Regions from separate parts of the Mus musculus genome. Here region 2 is linked to region 1. Evidence: chromatin loops called from intact Hi-C (ENCODE). Cell type or tissue: left cerebral cortex. All regions are shown on one strand.

The links. Peaks named below come from ENCODE experiments on the same cell type or tissue, not always from the same donor. Only the 100,000 strongest peaks of a DNase experiment are listed, where the experiment ranks them.
Region 2: a loop joins it to region 1, with 3.0 times the contacts of the local background. A loop is called at or near these places in 4 of 42 quality-filtered maps.

Annotation. Positions count from the first base shown.
Region 1 is chr7:45,637,734-45,645,733 of GRCm38, forward strand. Rasip1 (Ras interacting protein 1) reads left to right here. Exons shown (of 12, transcript NM_028544.1): 11 at 137-284; 12 at 952-1,359. The coding sequence ends at 1,151. It overlaps Mamstr (MEF2 activating motif and SAP domain containing transcriptional regulator), which reads left to right and starts at 2,244. Exons shown (of 10, transcript NM_172418.2): 1 at 2,244-2,297; 2 at 2,969-3,106; 3 at 4,045-4,083; 4 at 4,592-4,731; 5 at 5,015-5,196; 6 at 5,504-5,591; 7 at 5,764-5,958; 8 at 6,471-6,695; 9 at 6,786-6,840; 10 at 6,973-8,000. The coding sequence starts at 3,049. The coding sequence ends at 7,256. It overlaps A030001D20Rik (RIKEN cDNA A030001D20 gene), which reads right to left and starts at 1,025. Exons shown (of 2, transcript NR_152217.1): 1 at 950-1,025. In left cerebral cortex, no CTCF peak of the experiment used is centred here; DNase peaks (open chromatin) are centred at 1,112, 3,744, 6,032 and 6,643; H3K4me3 peaks cover 3,114 bases; H3K27ac peaks cover 2,837 bases.
Region 2 is chr7:45,702,598-45,710,597 of GRCm38, forward strand. Car11 (carbonic anhydrase 11) reads left to right here. Exons shown (of 9, transcript NM_009800.4): 4 at 1-22; 5 at 236-331; 6 at 465-537; 7 at 862-1,016; 8 at 1,116-1,281; 9 at 1,892-2,074. The coding sequence ends at 1,917. Dbp (D site albumin promoter binding protein) reads left to right here and starts at 2,650. Exons shown (of 4, transcript NM_016974.3): 1 at 2,650-3,165; 2 at 4,009-4,419; 3 at 5,663-5,874; 4 at 7,068-7,606. The coding sequence starts at 3,027. The coding sequence ends at 7,283. It overlaps Sphk2 (sphingosine kinase 2), which reads right to left. Exons shown (of 7, transcript NM_203280.3): 7 at 6,866-8,000. In left cerebral cortex, CTCF peaks have their summits at 3,108, 4,388 and 6,907; DNase peaks (open chromatin) are centred at 831, 1,632, 2,347, 3,469 and 9 more places; H3K4me3 peaks cover 5,499 bases; H3K27ac peaks cover 7,645 bases.

The DNA.
Region 1 (8,000 bases):
GAGTTTCACCATGTTTCCCAACCTGGCCTTGTACTTTGAATCCTCTTGCCTCAACCTCCTAAGAAACTGGGATGGCTGGCCTGCCCTATGGGACCCAGCTGTGACCACAGACGTCTAACTTGGGGACTTCCCCTAGGCTTCATGGAGCAGCTTACGGACTGACTACCCCACCCTGACTCCAGCTCAGCTCCACCATCTCCTCAGCCACTACCAGTTGGGTCCTGGCCGTGGTCCCCCACCAGCCTGGGACCCACCACCTGCAGAGCGGGATGCTGTGGACACAGGTGTGCAGATCCGGGCTAACGAACATTGAGATGTCTTCTTTATTTGAGACCTAAGAGTCCCTGTTCCCAGCCCTTCCCACTTTCAGTTCCCAGGGTTCAGATGCCCTCTCTGAAGGGCTTAAAGACTGGCTGCAATTATAACAGTAGCAGGGCTTGCTTACTTTGCGGTCCCCTTCAGTAAGTTAAGAAGAGTTCAAACATTTCATTGTTTTTTTTACTTAGACTTAATCTCTTAGCCTCGTCTCTCCACATCTCTTGCCCTAACCCAACTAACAGAGGGATAGGTTTCTCAATCCTCAGAAATCTCCCAAGGTTCCCCAGCCCATCCTCAAGGTTCCAGGGTACCTGGGACCCTATTTTCCTGGTAATGGGCCTTTTTTCCCTAGTTTTCTTGGCTTTTCAAGATAGGATTTCTCTCTGTAGCCCTGGCTGTCTTGTAACTCTGTAGATCAGGCTGGCCTCGAACTCAAAGAGATCCACCTGCCTCTGCCTCCAGAGTGCCGGGATTATGTGTCACCTCCTCCCCCCTCCCCACACACACGTTTTAGCTAAAATTCCCGTCATCCTTTGAAACACAGGGAACCCAGTCTCATCGTTTCTTACTTAAGGAGATAGACCACCTCACACTCATGCTGAGTTTTTAATTCGGTTTTCCTCGTACTCACAGGGGATATCTTTGAAAGTTTTTCCTCGCACCCTCCGCTCATCCTGCCCCTGGGCAGCTCACGCCTGCGCCTCACCGGCCCTGTGACAGATGACGCATTGCATAGAGAACTGCGCAGGCTCCGTCGCCTCCTCTGGGATCTTGAACAGCAGGAGCTGCCAGCCAATCATCGCCATGGACCCCCGGTGGCTTCGACACCTTGAAAACCAATGAGAAAGGAACGCGCGCAGCTTGAAACTGCATCGCTTCTTAAAAGGGAGCCCGCCTGGGCGTAGAGCATTTTGGGAGTTGTAGTTTTCCCTGCGTAGACGGCTGAGAGTTTGAGTTGTTGGGTTGGTAGACGATGGGACAGTGGGAAGATGGGCTTGGGATGTGAATGCCAAGAAGTAATAAAAATATCTGTGGTATTGACCTCACTTGTCAAGATTTGGGGGCCTTAGCAAAGATTTTTTTTTAAGGTGCCAGGGACTGTGCTTGGAACGTTGGGCGTCTGCCGAGTTTGGGGAGATATTTCTAGCCATGGCCTCAGCTTGCCCTCTAGCACGAAATGTGACCCTGTAGTACTGAGCACTGTCACACAACTCGGAACACAGCCTGGACCATGTTCTTCTGAATATCAGACCCCATGTACTACCAGTGAGAACAGGTCATCACCATCTCCCTCTTACCTACAAAGTCCAAACTTTAGCTTTCTCCCCCCAGTCCTTCCGATGCTGTCTGCCTACTGTGCACACCGCTGACTTCCAACACCCAGCACCTCTCGGGTACTAGTCCTATTCCATCAGATCCAAGAATGCAAACCTCAGCTCTCCTCTCCCATACCAGAGGCCTAAGACTCCGTCCACCACCCTCAGACCCAGAGTCCTGACTTCTGCCCCCTTCCTTTTTAGAACTAGGAGTCTGGGCCTCATGTTTGAACTTTCCCCTCCTCTGAACTTGACTCCTACTGCTGTGTCAGGAAAAAAAGAACCAACAGGTGGCACCTGCCGGCAGGGTCTGAACACGACCACCTGCCGCTGTTGCTCACCCGGGTCCCTCTCTCTGCACCTGCTCCTGTCTGTCGCCAGTGACCGCTCCACCCAACCCACAGCTCGGGACTCGGGGGAGGAGATAGTAAGGGAACCCTCGAAGTGAGCCAGGCCGGTCCTCACGGCGTGTGTGTCCCGCCCCTTTTCTGGGTCCTTGCAGGGCTTCTGATCCAAGGCTCGCTCTCTTGACTCCCACTCGCCCTAGAAAGGGGAGTCGAGGGCGGCCCAAGGCTTGTGGGGTGGAGCCTAAGGTCTCCAGCCTAATCCGGGAGACTCCACCCGCTTCAAGGCACAGCTGAGTAGCTGAGAGGAGCCTACCTGGTGAGAAGCCCCTGGGGTAGATATGGGGATTTTTTTTTTTCATTTTACCCTTCATTCTCCGTTCTGGTTCCCCCTTCTGGTCCCAATATCTTTCCCACAGAGCCCCGTGCATGACACTCAACCCATTCTGTTTCAGGGACCCCTATGTTTCCCAGACACTTGTCATATTCTTTGATTCCCGTCTGTCCTAGAATCTTCGATTCTAGTCCCTAACAGCATGCAGTTCTCGTCCTTAATCTCCTCCTCCTTCAGGGTTCAGACTCCAGACGACTGCTTCCTGCACTTTCAAAGGCCCAGAACTCCAGATTCCAATGCTCTCCCTCTTAGATGCAGGAGCCCATGACGCAGGTCCTTCCTGTACCGCCAAGATCCAGGGATTTAGACCCAGCCCTTTTGCTTCCGACTCAGAACTCCAGGCCCAAAGCCTTCTACAGACACAGCAGTCCATGCCCAAGTACTTCTCCCTCCAGCCAGAACTCCAGGCCGCAACCTTTCTTCAGTCCTAGGGCTCCAGGCCCCAGCCCGTGTCTCTCACACCCGGAGGTTCAGGACCAGCCCTCCTTTCTCAGACCCAAGGGCCCAGAGACCAGTCATCCCCCAAAAGAGCTGATCTGGCCCAGTACTTTTGTCTCTAACCTTTCACACTGTCTCCAAAATTCCCCCAATGGCAGCCTCCCGTCATCCACTTTGACCCTGCCGCGCTCTGGTGGCTCTGGCTTCCTCTGTCCAGGTCTCCACCTCAGCCTTGGCAATGACCCTGGCAGCCTCCTCCCAGCGCTCCCAAATCATCCGTTCCAAGTTCCGCTCTGGTGAGAGGTTGCTTGTCTCTATGCATGTGGGGAGGGGTCCCGGAGCCAGGGCCCAGGGTCCCAGTAACATGATTCTCTGGCATGCGTGAATCGACCAGTGGTGTTCACATACAATGTCACTTGTGCTATGGAGTGGAGTAGTAGATGAATGTGCACATGGCTTGCTAAGCCATAGGTGGTGACACCCAAGAGTGCATATGTTGCAAAGGACTTAAACTGACCTGTAGGCAAAGCAGAGGAGCAAACTGAGACCTGAAGTGCATGTGTGTGTGGCAGGGGGACCAAGAGCTATCAAGCCTTGAAAATGTCATTAGCCAGGATTTGTTGCCAATGCAAAGAGTTCTGAACACTCAGAGAGGAGCAGAAATGTGCACTGGAAACTCTTTGCCCCCAAACTGAGGGTCAAGTCTTGAACATGTGAGTGACATTCCTGTGGGTGCATGCCAGCAAGAGTAAGTTGGGGTGGGAAGTCATGTAAAGTTGTAGTGCAAACTAGAGTCCAGAGAGATTTGAGCTCCAGGGTTTAGTTTGCAGGGTGCTGGCTGTGGGGAATTCGAGGGGCAAAGGGGTGCGTGGATAAAAGGAAGTGAGAGGTTGATGAGTCAGGTTGGCAAGATGGCGACTGTGCCAGGGTGGTCACAGACTCCTGAAGTGGCAGGTGGAGCCAGGAGCATGGTTGCCTCTCGGCTGAGGCTGGCTAGCTTACAGTCTCAGGAGTGGCTCTGGCCCAAGATGCTTAGCTGGCAGGAGCAGGCAAGAGGCCCTGGGAAGGGAGAGGGAGCAGGCTGCCTGCCCACCCGCCCGGCCCGGGGAACGTAAAGGGGCTGGGCTGGGCACGTGTGTCCCGCCAACAACTGCAGCTCCCACCCACCAGCCAAGTCAGGCTCTGGACACTCCCTTCCCGCTTTCCCTGTCCCACCTCCCTTTTCCTTCCTTAGTCCTGCAGCTTCGGATCCACAGACGGAATCAAGACTGCAGTAAGTGTGGGCCCCCAAGGGGAGGGGATGGTGGCCTCAGTCCCCAAAGAGCATGCATGTCCAGCCCCACGAGAGCGAGAGCGAAACCCCAGCCTGTCATTTCCCCCACCCACTGGGCTCTGTTTCCTATTGCTCAGCTATCCCACCCCAGATACCCTAACGTTTCCTGGATGGAGTCAGGTATTCCAGCCTCTTCCACAATCAGTGTCTGAATATAGCTTTTGGACGTGTCCTTTTCCCTGGAGTCAGGGGATACAGATATCACCCGGTCCTGTCCCAGGGATATGCTAGATATCTGTGATCCTAAACAAACGGACCCTTTGCAGACTAAGTACAAAATGCTCTTCCTTTCTCAAAAATGTGAAAGTCTGGGTACCCAGGGAGCCCAGCGGGACAGTTTGGGTTCTGCTTCCTGCTCTCGGCCAGCCCTCCTTTCCCCCTGGCATCTCTCCACCCTAGCTAGCCAGCTGTCTGTTGGCCTCTTCAGGATCCTCCTCTATCTCTTCAGCCTCTGATTCAGATCCATGGATCTCAGCCTCAGGCCCAGCTCTGGCTCCAGCTTTGCCCACTGTTCCTGCCTCTTTCCTTGTCAGCCCTGGCGTCTTGTCCCCTGAGCCAGCATATTGTCCTTGGAGGGCTCCAAAGAAGGTAAGTTTAGACAGGAGGACAAGCGCCCAAGTGTGGTTCTCCTTTGCCTTGCCTTGTGGTGTCTTAAAGCTGACACTACACATCCTACAGGCCAAGAAAGTGGTGACCACGCTGAAGCGTCATCCTGGCTTTTTTTGTTTGTTTGTTTGTTTGTTGAGACAAACTTACTATATGTGCCAAGGTTGTCTTTGAACTCCCCATCCTGCCCCAGGCTCTCTGGAGCTAGGATGACAGGTGTGGTGAGCCACCAAACCACGAAACTTGGCCTTACTCACTCTTTCAGGAATCTCCCAAGAACTCCCAACATTGGAAGGAGCCTAAGGTCAGGGGGAACTTGACATATCACCTGTACATGCCTCCAGAACAGAGACAAGGGCCCAGGGCAAATCTGCAAGTTGAGAGGTCAACCCTGGGTCCCCCGGACCCACCTCTTTGGGAAAAGAATTCACAGAGACCACATCCTCGGTAGGACTCTCATTTTCCTTCTCCAGGGGACCAGAAACTCAAGCCCCATTCTCCTCCCTCAAACCTACAGTGCAAAGAAGAGAAGCTTGACCTGGAACCTCCTCCCCCGGGACCCCGGCCGTGCATGCTCCCCGTGATCTGCAGAGACACCCCATTTTCCTATCTTCCACACCCACAAAATCACCCCGTGTTTGCTCCACGGGAAGTCCGGAATTCCTCATTTTCCTGGCTTTTCCGAGGCCCGTTTTAAGGTCCCTAAGTACCTTTCTCCCTGTCCTTTACTCCGTCCCCTCATGCCTGTCGCTAGGATGAAGCCTTCCTCAGCAGGAGTCTCCAGTCCCTCGCCCCCTTCACACAAGCTGGAACTTCAGACCCTTAAACTGGAAGAGCTGACGGTGAGTTTAGTGTGCAGTGTCCCAGGGCTGGCCCTCTTCAGGGCTGGCACCAGACCCCGCAAACTCAAGGCCTCTGCCCTAGGAAAGTCGGTCTGGATTGTGGTTCCTCCTCTTGATTTCCTAGTCATCCCTCCCCAGAGCTCAGCACCTTCTCTCCCAAACCCATACTCAGGTCTCAGAGCTTAGGCAGCAGCTGCGCCTGCGGGGACTCCCGGTGTCCGGGACCAAAGCGATGCTCCTGGAGCGCATGCGTGGTGGCACCCCGCCCAGAGAACGGCCGAAGCCCAGGCGAGAGGACAAAGAGGCCGCTGCTCCCTGGCCCCGCCTCAAGCCCAAGGCGCTGGGAACTACTCGGCTACCCAGCACGGTGAGGGCGGGGCTGTGTACACATGGACCAATAAAGAGAAGAGAAAGAGAAATCGGGAAAATTAGCCAATGAAATGTTGGAAAGGAGGTCTGATTTGCACCTAAGGGGCGGGTCTCAACCAAAAGCTTGAGGGTGTGGCCAATCATTGGTTGGTCTGAGGATGTAGTTGAGAATACAGGGAGGGCGTGGTTTAAGGGAGAAAAACCAATGACAGGATAGGGGCGGGGGCTGTAATCTTATTTGTGTAGTAGGAGCGCTTGCAGCAAGCTTACTGGAGGTACAGCCACAAGATGAGATGAAAGATAAGATGACTCTGAAAGTTATCCTCTGATGTGTGCACACACATACATACATACATAATACATACATACATACATACATACATACATACACGCGCGCTCACGCACACCCAGTAAATAGTTTTGTTTTGAAAGAATTGGGTAAAGCCAAGGAAGGGCCGGGTCAGGCTTGGTGTGCCGGGCATATTGAACTCCCACCTTTCCTGGTTCTAGGTGAAGGCAAGCGCGACAAATCGTAGGCTGAAGTTTTCTGGAGCTACGGATCCCCTGGGAGCAGCTCCCGCTCCGGCTTCTGTTCCTGCTCCCACTCCCTCTCCAGCTTTGGCTCCGACTCCGACTCCAGCTCCAGTTCCAGCTCCAGCTCCAGCTCCTTTCCCGACACCTCCAGCTAGCCTGACTCTGGAGGAGGAGCTGCAGGAAGCGATCCGTAGGGCGCAGGTGGAAAGGGATGAGGGGCTGGGAGTGCTCGGGGATTGGGCGGTAGACCTAAGCAGGATCTAGGGTCACGTGGTGTGTGCTCATCCACAGCTGCTTCCAAACCGCAACATCGATGACATCCTGGAAGACCAAGTGGAGCCAGATGGTAGGCGATTAGCTCCCACATTTAGGGGAGGAACTGAACTTGGGAACTCCAGGGTCTCGTCGAAGGAGAAGTGGGTTGGAAACAGCGCAGTGAGCAGAATCCATCCCCCTAAAGCTCACACTCCTCCTGCAGACCTGCTGCCTCCCGTGCCCTTGGACTTCCCTGGCTCATTTGACCTGCTGTCTCCCTCCCCGGACTCGGAAGGCTTCTCTTCCGTCTTCTCTTCTTCACTACCGTCCCCCACAAGCTCCCTGTCCCCTTCTCCAAGGGCCCTCACTGATTCCTTGGACTGGCTGGAGGCCTTGAGTGGGGGTCCACCACTGGGCTCTGGGCCTCCCGGCCCCAGCATCTTCTCTGCGGACCTATCTGATCCCAGTGGCAGTCTGCTCTGGGAACTGCTGCCAGATCCTTGGTGACAGACCCTTGGGTCTAAGGAGAGGTCATCTGCATCCACAGGGACCCTCCAACTACAGAGTACTGATGCCCTCGTCCCCTCCTGACTCACCGCTGCTGCTGATATCTTATGTGCCTGGACCTGCCTATGGGGCCTCTGTATGGCCCCTCCCAGGCCCAGTGGTTGGGGTTGGGGGGTTCATTTGCTACTGGCCAGTGCATACAAGCTTGCTGCCTCCCTCAGAGACCTGCAGGTTGTGTGGCTGCCTGTCATCTGGGGATGTGAAACTTTGTGCTGTTTGAGGTCAGGAAAGGACCAGGTAAGAGTAGAAGGACCGCCCCCCACCCCCACCCCGTGGGCCCCCAAGTTCTAGTTAGAGGTGAGAGGACCAGAAGCTACTAGTGAGAGGTGACTACAAACTCCCTATGACCTTGAACTTATGGCCCCACCCCCACCTCAGAGCTGTGATTTTATCTAGCTTTCTTGGGGTTTTGTTTTGTTTTGTTTTGTTTTGTTTTTGAGAGCAAGTGTTGCTATGTAGTGCCAAGCTGGCCTCAAACTTGTTACAATCCTCCTGCTTCATCCTCCTGGGTGCTGAGATTACAGACATGAGCCATTATACCCAGTTCTCATGTCTTATTGAAGGGCTTCCCAGAGCCATGAGGTGGGAAGATAGATAAAAGGGGAGAGGAGATAGAATGTTTCCCGGGGGAGCCTCTGCCTCCACCTCGCGCTGGAAGGATGACTGTCTAGTGAATTAAACTGT
Region 2 (8,000 bases), 65 kb after region 1:
CCATGAAGGCTTCTCCGCTGAGGTGGTGACCCCTCACCTGACCCTCCAACACTAGATCACCCTGGTTTCTTAGCTTATGCTTCAACCCATCCTGCTACTCAGGGCCGCCTCTCCCTACCCTAAGTACTAATTCCTGGTGCGGTTCTGGACACCAAAGCCCTGAGAGTTGAAACCATCTATCGTCTCTGAATCTTCCGCTAAGAAACCCTTCTCTGTGCCTCCTCTTCCACCCCAGGTGCAGCTAATCCACTTCAACCAAGAACTCTATGGGAACCTCAGTGCTGCCTCAAGGGGCCCCAACGGCCTGGCCATTCTCAGCCTCTTTGTCAATGTGAGGGAGGCAAGGAGGGCAACTGGCTTCCAGGGTGTGAGGGACAGGGAGGCTGGGAGGCTAGCCTGGGGTGGTGGGTCTTTGTGGAGCAGGTCTGGGCTGCCGTCTCCCTCGCCTCGTGCCTCCTGCGTAGGTGGCTGGCAGTTCCAACCCATTCCTCAGTCGCCTCCTCAACCGGGACACTATCACCCGAATCTCCTACAAAAGTAAGTCCCCCAAGCTAGGGGTGGCGTCCCCAGTTCCTAGGAAGGCTGAGGAAGGAGGGTGGGCTACAGAGTAAGTTCAAGGTCAGCCTGGGCTACTTAGCAAGAGCCAGGGTGACAACAGAAAGGGAAGAGTGGTTGGAGATGATGCAGCTTGGTCACGAGCGCCTGGTCAGAATCTCCCGGTGAGGGGCTGGGGGCCTGGTGCAGTGGTACCTGCCTAGCATGTCCGAAGCCTTACATTCAGTCTCCATACGACAACAGACATAACTAAGTCCCTGTGCATTATCTGGGACCCCCTTTTACGCTGACTTGATGTCTGCGCAGATGATGCCTACTTTCTTCAAGACCTGAGCCTGGAGCTCCTGTTCCCAGAATCCTTCGGCTTCATCACCTATCAGGGATCTCTCAGCACTCCTCCGTGCTCTGAGACTGTCACCTGGATCCTCATCGACAGGGCTCTCAATATTACCTCCCTCCAGGTGACTGACACCCCCACCCCCCCCCACCCCCGTGTGTGCATGCTACTCCTGTCCTGAGCACCACCCCGGTCCACTCACCCGTGGTTTCTCTTGAGGCAGATGCACTCCCTGAGACTCCTGAGCCAGAATCCCCCCTCCCAGATCTTCCAGAGCCTCAGTGGTAATGGCCGGCCCTTGCAGCCCCTGGCCCACAGAGCCTTGAGGGGCAACAGGGACCCCCGGCATCCCGAGAGGCGCTGCCGAGGCCCCAACTACCGCCTGCATGGTATGCTTAGTGTGTCCCCTCCTTCTCCACGTCCTGATAGTCTGCACTTATTCCCAGTGGTTGTCTCAGTGTGATACATCCCTTGTCCTTTCTCACCTCTCCATATGGAACAGCCTGCTGCAGCCCACCCCTCTTTGCAGCTTAGTCTAAGGCCTGACACCCTGTTTTCCTTGTGGTACAATTACATACTGGTCCATGCCCTCTGCCTACTGTTACTTGCCAAGATGGTACGGTCCAGGTCACCTGTTTACAAATGGTATGACCCTACTTAGAGCTGTAGTCTTTCTGCTATTCCCTTTCTGAGAATCAGCGTGGTACAATCCCTCTGTCTTTCTTACTGCCACTGTGGCTCGGCCCCGGGAAATCGGTTAGTTTCTTGTCTGGTTTCTCAACATGGTACAGCCCAGAAGACCATATCCTCTCCATGTACCTTTATGCAAACCAGCCTATTCTGCACGTCCCATGTGGCCTTCTTCCCTCCCTACATGGTCTGGTCCAGGAGCTGATCATTCCCCCAACTTGGTATATTCCATTCCCCCTTAGCAGCCTGACTAGTAGAGTCCTATGTGCTCAGCTCCCACACCCCTCAAGCCGGTGCTTCCCTTTGCAGTGGACGGTGGTCCTCACGGTCGCTGAGACTCCCCAACGAGGATTACGCCCGCCTGTTCTGAGTTTCCTCACCAGGGGAGGGGATTCACCCCAAAACAAAGCTATTAAAAGGACTGAATGTTTCCGGTTTCTCGGTGGTTTATCAGTCGCGATTGAGGAACATCTAGATATTAAAAAAAAAAAATCCTTCCCGAAGCCCACTTCTTTCTGCCTTAATCTGCTCTAATTGATGTTCTGCTTTTTTTCCTCAATGAGTCTGTGAACACTCGGCTCCTTTAAGAGGTACCCCTCTTGCCCCACACCCGCATCCGATAGCACGCGCAAAGCCATGTGCTTCCCCCTTCTTCCTGCCTCATTGGCCCGAAGTGGGTCACGGTCCCGCCTCCAGCGCCTCCTCCCATTGGCCAAATATAGGTCAGTGTCCCGCCTTCTTCCAAAAGGCGAGGCAACTACACAAGTTCAGCCCCTCACGCGCCTCCAGGGTCTTGGCATATCCCTTCATCTCATTGGCTGAGCGTCTCAAGGGCTCGAGACGTGATTGGTTCTTGCCAGAAGCCGGAGGAAGGCACGCGGCTGGGGTGCATGGCCCAAGTGGAGGGAGGGGGCCCGGAGGAGGGGCGCGCGCTCTGGCGTCCGGTGTTTTGGTTTAGATTTTTTTTTTTCCGCGAAAGAAGTTTGCTTTGGCCACGCCTCAAGGCTGCCACCTCCTCCTGCCCCCTCCTCCGCCCCTGGGTGCACACCTCTGGGTGCAGATTGCAAAGCTCCTTTCTTTGCGAGAAGTGCAAAATTGGCTAGAGCCAGAGACTCGCCCACTTGGTACAGAAGGAGCGCGCGCCTGTGTCCCTTGGGGACCCACAGTTGCAAAGAGACAGCTGCTTGATTTGGTCACCCACTCGCCCAGACTATAGGAGCCTCCCGGGACAGTCTTTGAGTTGCACCTTTCTGCAGAACTGACTGGTTGAACCCCCGCAGCGCTCTTAGGATTTGAAGCGTCCTGATCCTGGAGGCTTGCACGCCGCGCTCTCCCGACTCTGGGACACATTCGCCCGAACCACTGGAGTGTGCGGGTGACTGACATATCATCTCATCTCTTCGACTCTCCATGAGCTCATGAACCTGGGAGCAGGTCCACGGCAATGGCGCGGCCTCTGAGCGACAGGACCCCGGGCCCCCTGCTGCTGGGTGGCCCGGCTGGGGCCCCCCCTGGCGGGGGAGCGCTGCTTGGGCTGAGGAGCCTTCTGCAGGGAAACAGCAAGCCCAAAGAACCGGCCAGCTGTGAGTTCTAGTCCCACTGTGTTAGGGACTCAACTGTTGGGGTGGTGGTCCACGGCACCTATCAGCTAGGTGTCCCATCTTTGCTAGTCTTCATTAGGTCACTTAGGTCTTCCAGTCCATCAGCCTCCAGGACCAAATCTGACGCCTGGAGGGCCTAAGGGTCAAGTCCCTGGAGTGTTCCTACTTGAGGACAGAGTTTAGGTGCCAGACCCCTCTTTCTTTCCTTTGGCCTCAGAGTCTGGACCCCTGGAGTCCTAGGGGAAGGGAGGGGGTGTGTCGGATGCTCACACGGTGCAGACACGGGCTTGGGCGGGGCCTCGCAGGGTCACATGGAAACTAGGGATGAGGAATGTGCCTGAGCAGTGGAGCCCCTTCCAGCCCCAACAGACTGTGGGGGAGGGGATGAGGGTGCTGGGGGTGGGAGAATTACTGAGCTGTCACTTTTTCTTTCTCACCTGCCCAACCTTTCACCCACCCTGTCACTAAACCCTTCTTTCTAAACTTCCATCCTCGTTCTCTGGGTCGCTTGTGCTTGTGTTTCTTAATCCCCTCCCGGGCCCCTAACCCTATCCTTCTGTATACTTTTGCCTTTTCCCCCTCTCCGGGTCCCCGTCTCCCTGACCCTCTATTGCTGGGGCCTTGTTCTCTTTTCTCTCTGGGTCTCCCCAAGCCCCGTCTTTATCCCTCTCTTCTTTTTCTGGGTTCTCTCCCTGCCTGTACCCACCTCCCTGGGTCTTTGCCCTACGGCTCCCGTCTCCTCACTTCTCTGTATCTCCGCCATATCTCTAACTTGGGGTCCCTCCTGTGTCCCTCCACCCCATCCGGTCTCTCCCTGGCCTACAGGTCTCCTGAAGGAAAAGGAGCGCAAGGCAACTCTGCCCTCAGCCCCCGTCCCGGGACCCGGCCTGGAAACGGCGGGCCCAGCCGATGCCCCGAGTGGGGCCGTTAGTGGCGGTGGGTCCCCTCGGGGGCGCTCAGGGCCTGTGGCTGGCCCGAGTCTTTTTGCGCCGCTGCTGTGGGAACGCACTTTGCCTTTCGGGGACGTGGAATACGTGGACCTGGACGCCTTCTTGCTGGAGCACGGGCTACCGCCGAGCCCGCCGCCCCCCGGGGGCCTGTCGCCGGCACCCTCTCCAGCGCGCACTCCCGCGCCCTCCCCCGGGCCCGGCTCTTGCAGCTCCTCTTCCCCCCGCTCCTCGCCCGGGCACGCCCCCGCGCGGGCCACTCTGGGAGCCGCCGGCGGCCACCGCGCAGGTGCGGCGAAGGGGCGGGGCTGTCGGGCAGGGCGGGGCCTCGCGACACTTTTGGAAGTCTGCCCAATGAGATGCTGCGATCCTTTAGGGGACTTGGGTCCCCAAATGCGAAAGGATTATTCACTGAGAGGCAGTATTCTTCTCTAAGACAAGTTTCCTCATGTTCTTGGAGCCAAGACTAGAAACTTAGAACACCTTAGTTAACTGGAGAGTACTATCTCCAGAGTCTGGGTCCAGAATTTTGGGAAACGAGATGGGACTGGACTTCAAGGACACCAAAAATGGGAGCGAGCAGGCCAGAGCGGGGTACTACGTTCCCGGATCCTACACACGCACACACCCCATTCCCCAAGTGGATGGTGTTGCATCCTGCCTCCCAGTCTTGCAGAAGAGAATATCGGGATCCCTCTTCTGGCTTCTACAGAGGAGCTTTCCCATGTCCCTGTGTTGGGGACCTAGGATCTCAGAACTGTGGGAATCTGGATGGCAAAGAGCTTGGCAGGCCGGTTCTCCCACGATCCTCCCCCATAGCGCGGGATGGGTGGGTAGAATCATTGTAGATGTTGGAGCTGAGACCAAAAGGAACAAGAAGGGAGGCGACCCCAATCAAGACAAGGAGTCTCGATGTGGGACGCCTGGGTACACCTGTCCCTGATCCGACCTCCAGGCAAAAACCAGTGCTGCACATTCCCTCGCCACGTGAGTCCGCCTTCCTAGCTGCGCGCACGCGCTCTCACGCGCGAGGAGGCGGGGCCGGGAACGTGCGGGTGCTTGGTTGGGGAGGAGGGGAAAGGGGAAGCTGTAGGCCACACGTGATGCGGCCCTGAACTGGTGTCCTCGGCTGACCCGGGCTTATTTGTTCTTAAAGACACAGGACTCAACCTTTTTTAGCCAGGCTCTTGAAACTTCCATCACTCCTAGGAGTGCTGGTCTAACAGGTCTAAGCTCTGAGAAAGGGTTCAGTAAGTAGGACTCGGACACAGCAGTGGGAACAAAACACTGAGTCTGAAGTTTAGAGGTTTTAGAAGATTCACGGGATATTTAAGGCCAGTCATTTCTGCCTTACAATGATAGAATTGCCTTCCGGTGGCAAAGCATCTTTGTCACAGGGTTTATGCCTGACAGGATTTGTGTTAAGACAGCAGAAAAAACCTGTTCTGTGGTGGATAAGCTTGGCGGAGCGGTGCTCTGAGAACGCAGACCTCGAACTACTCACACATTCAAGCGATAACGTATTTCTCTAGGCTTGACATCTAGGGACACACCCAGTCCTGTGGACCCAGACACCGTGGAGGTGCTAATGACCTTTGAACCTGATCCCGCTGATCTCGCCCTGTCAAGCATTCCAGGCCATGAGACTTTTGACCCTCGGAGACACCGCTTCTCAGAGGAGGAACTGAAGCCTCAACCAATCATGAAGAAGGCAAGGAAAGTCCAGGTGCCTGAGGAACAGAAGGTGAGCGCGCCCAGATGTGGGCCTTGGCCTTGCTCAAAGCTGAGGGAAGCTTCTCTCTCTGGGGAGGAGGTCTCAGAGCTTCGTGGCCTGTAGGCATAGCCTAGCTCATGAGGCTTCTGGGGACAAGTTTTGTCCTAAGAGTCAAGTCTCCCTGTGCACAAGGGCTCAGGTTCCAAGAGGCTCTGCTGCCAATTACAGCTCTCATTGGCTGTCCCATCGGCCTGCTGCTCAGCGGCTGGCCTCGCTGGAGCTGCTCTTTGGCTTTCAACCTGAAACATCTGTAGAACTGCCTCTGCCTTGGTGCAGACTTGACCATCCAGGGACCTGGAAGTCATCCTTTACCGGCCATATTCTAATTTGTGGGGATTTCAGCAGCAAACACCTTTTTCTAGCATTCTGGTTTTGCTCTGAGGTCTCTCATGTCTTTGCCATGGCCTTGTATGCATCATAGCCATTCCAACATCTAGTTCCATCTAAGAAACCTATTCCATGCGAGTGGTTTTCTTCTGCTACAGAGCTCAGCTGTTGCTAGGAGATGGATGTGTCCTAACAAGCTGGAGCCTTTAATTAAGAGGGAGCCTAGGGAAGCATCTTTTCCAGCTGGGTGAAGGACCCATGGTATGATCCTCAGGGGAAGCCTCAGCCCCCAACTCTTCCATCAGTCAGATACGGAATGGCTCCCTGACCTCAGTTCAAGGGTAGAGGCTGCGGCTACTTACAGCTCATGTTTACTTTCTGATGAGATGCGGTTGCCTTGGCAACCAGGACACCAAACCCCATCACTAGGGGAGCTATCCAACCTTTCCTTAGCAACCAGGATCTGGAAAGGTGATGTCTAGAGCAGTGTACACTTCAGTGAGATAACCCCCCCAGACCGTGAAGGCCTCGTTGCTAGGTAACAAACATCCATAGCAACCGGCTTTCCATGGGTCCTTGTCAAGTGGGGAGTCTTGCTCTGTCTGCACAGTGGAGAATTTGAAGACCAGCTTTTTTCACATGTGCACCTGGAATCTATTTATTCTCTACCTTTCCGCCAGAGACCTGTTCTTAGCAACCAGAGCAGTAGACAACAGAAGTTTGGGTTTCTGTCCCAGCAAAGACCAATAGCCCTTAGGCCTCACTGCTGTACAGAATCAGATATGCAGAGTTCCTTTTGTTGTATCTCAGTGCCCCTTTCACCCCTCCACCCTCAGGATGAGAAGTACTGGAGCCGGAGGTACAAGAACAATGAAGCAGCCAAGAGGTCGAGAGATGCAAGAAGACTCAAGGAGAACCAGATATCTGTGCGGGCTGCCTTCCTGGAGAAGGAAAACGCCCTGTTGCGGCAGGAGGTGGTGGCTGTGCGGCAGGAGCTGTCCCACTACCGTGCTGTGCTTTCACGCTACCAGGCCCAGCATGGGACACTGTGAGGCCACCTCCACCCTGCCAGGGCAGAGTCCTGTTCCTTGCTCAGACTTACACCTGACTTCCTCCTTGTCCCATGGCCAGTGGTCTGGCCAGCTAGGTGCCCGAAGAACGTCATGATGCAGACAAATACATTTATATTTTTAAGAAAAAGCTAGCCTTCCCCCACCTCCCTTGTGGGGGTGGGGAGGGTCCTGTGTGTGCTCTTAGCATGTTGGGGAACCCATCCATCCAACCGCCTCCATCAACACAATCCTGAATAAATCTTGAGAACCCGGGAGCCAGCTGTTGTGGCGGACAAAGCAGCTACTGGCTCTGACTCAAGGCTGCATCCAAGCTGGGTGCTGCTGCTACCCTTATAGGACCACAATAACTGAAAGGGATGTCGGGTGGAAGGGGTGAAGGCCTAGAGGGAAGCAACAACCTTTATTGCATAGACCTTTTCAATTGCTTTTTAGACTAGGGAGAGGGACACACAAGACACAGAACATCCCATCCCTAACTGGCCAGGGGAGGAACATTAGTGCAAATCTGGGGACCACCTGGGGGAACCTGCCCCTCAAGGGCTGATTGGCCAGTCAAGTAGAGGCACCGGAGTAGGCAAGAAGAAACCCTGGCTGGTCAATAAGCTGAAGAAGCCTTGCTAGCTCATACATTCCAGGCCCCATCATTGGACATCAAGAAAGGCAGGCCCCACCCTCGAGCCTCTAGGTCCTCTGGGA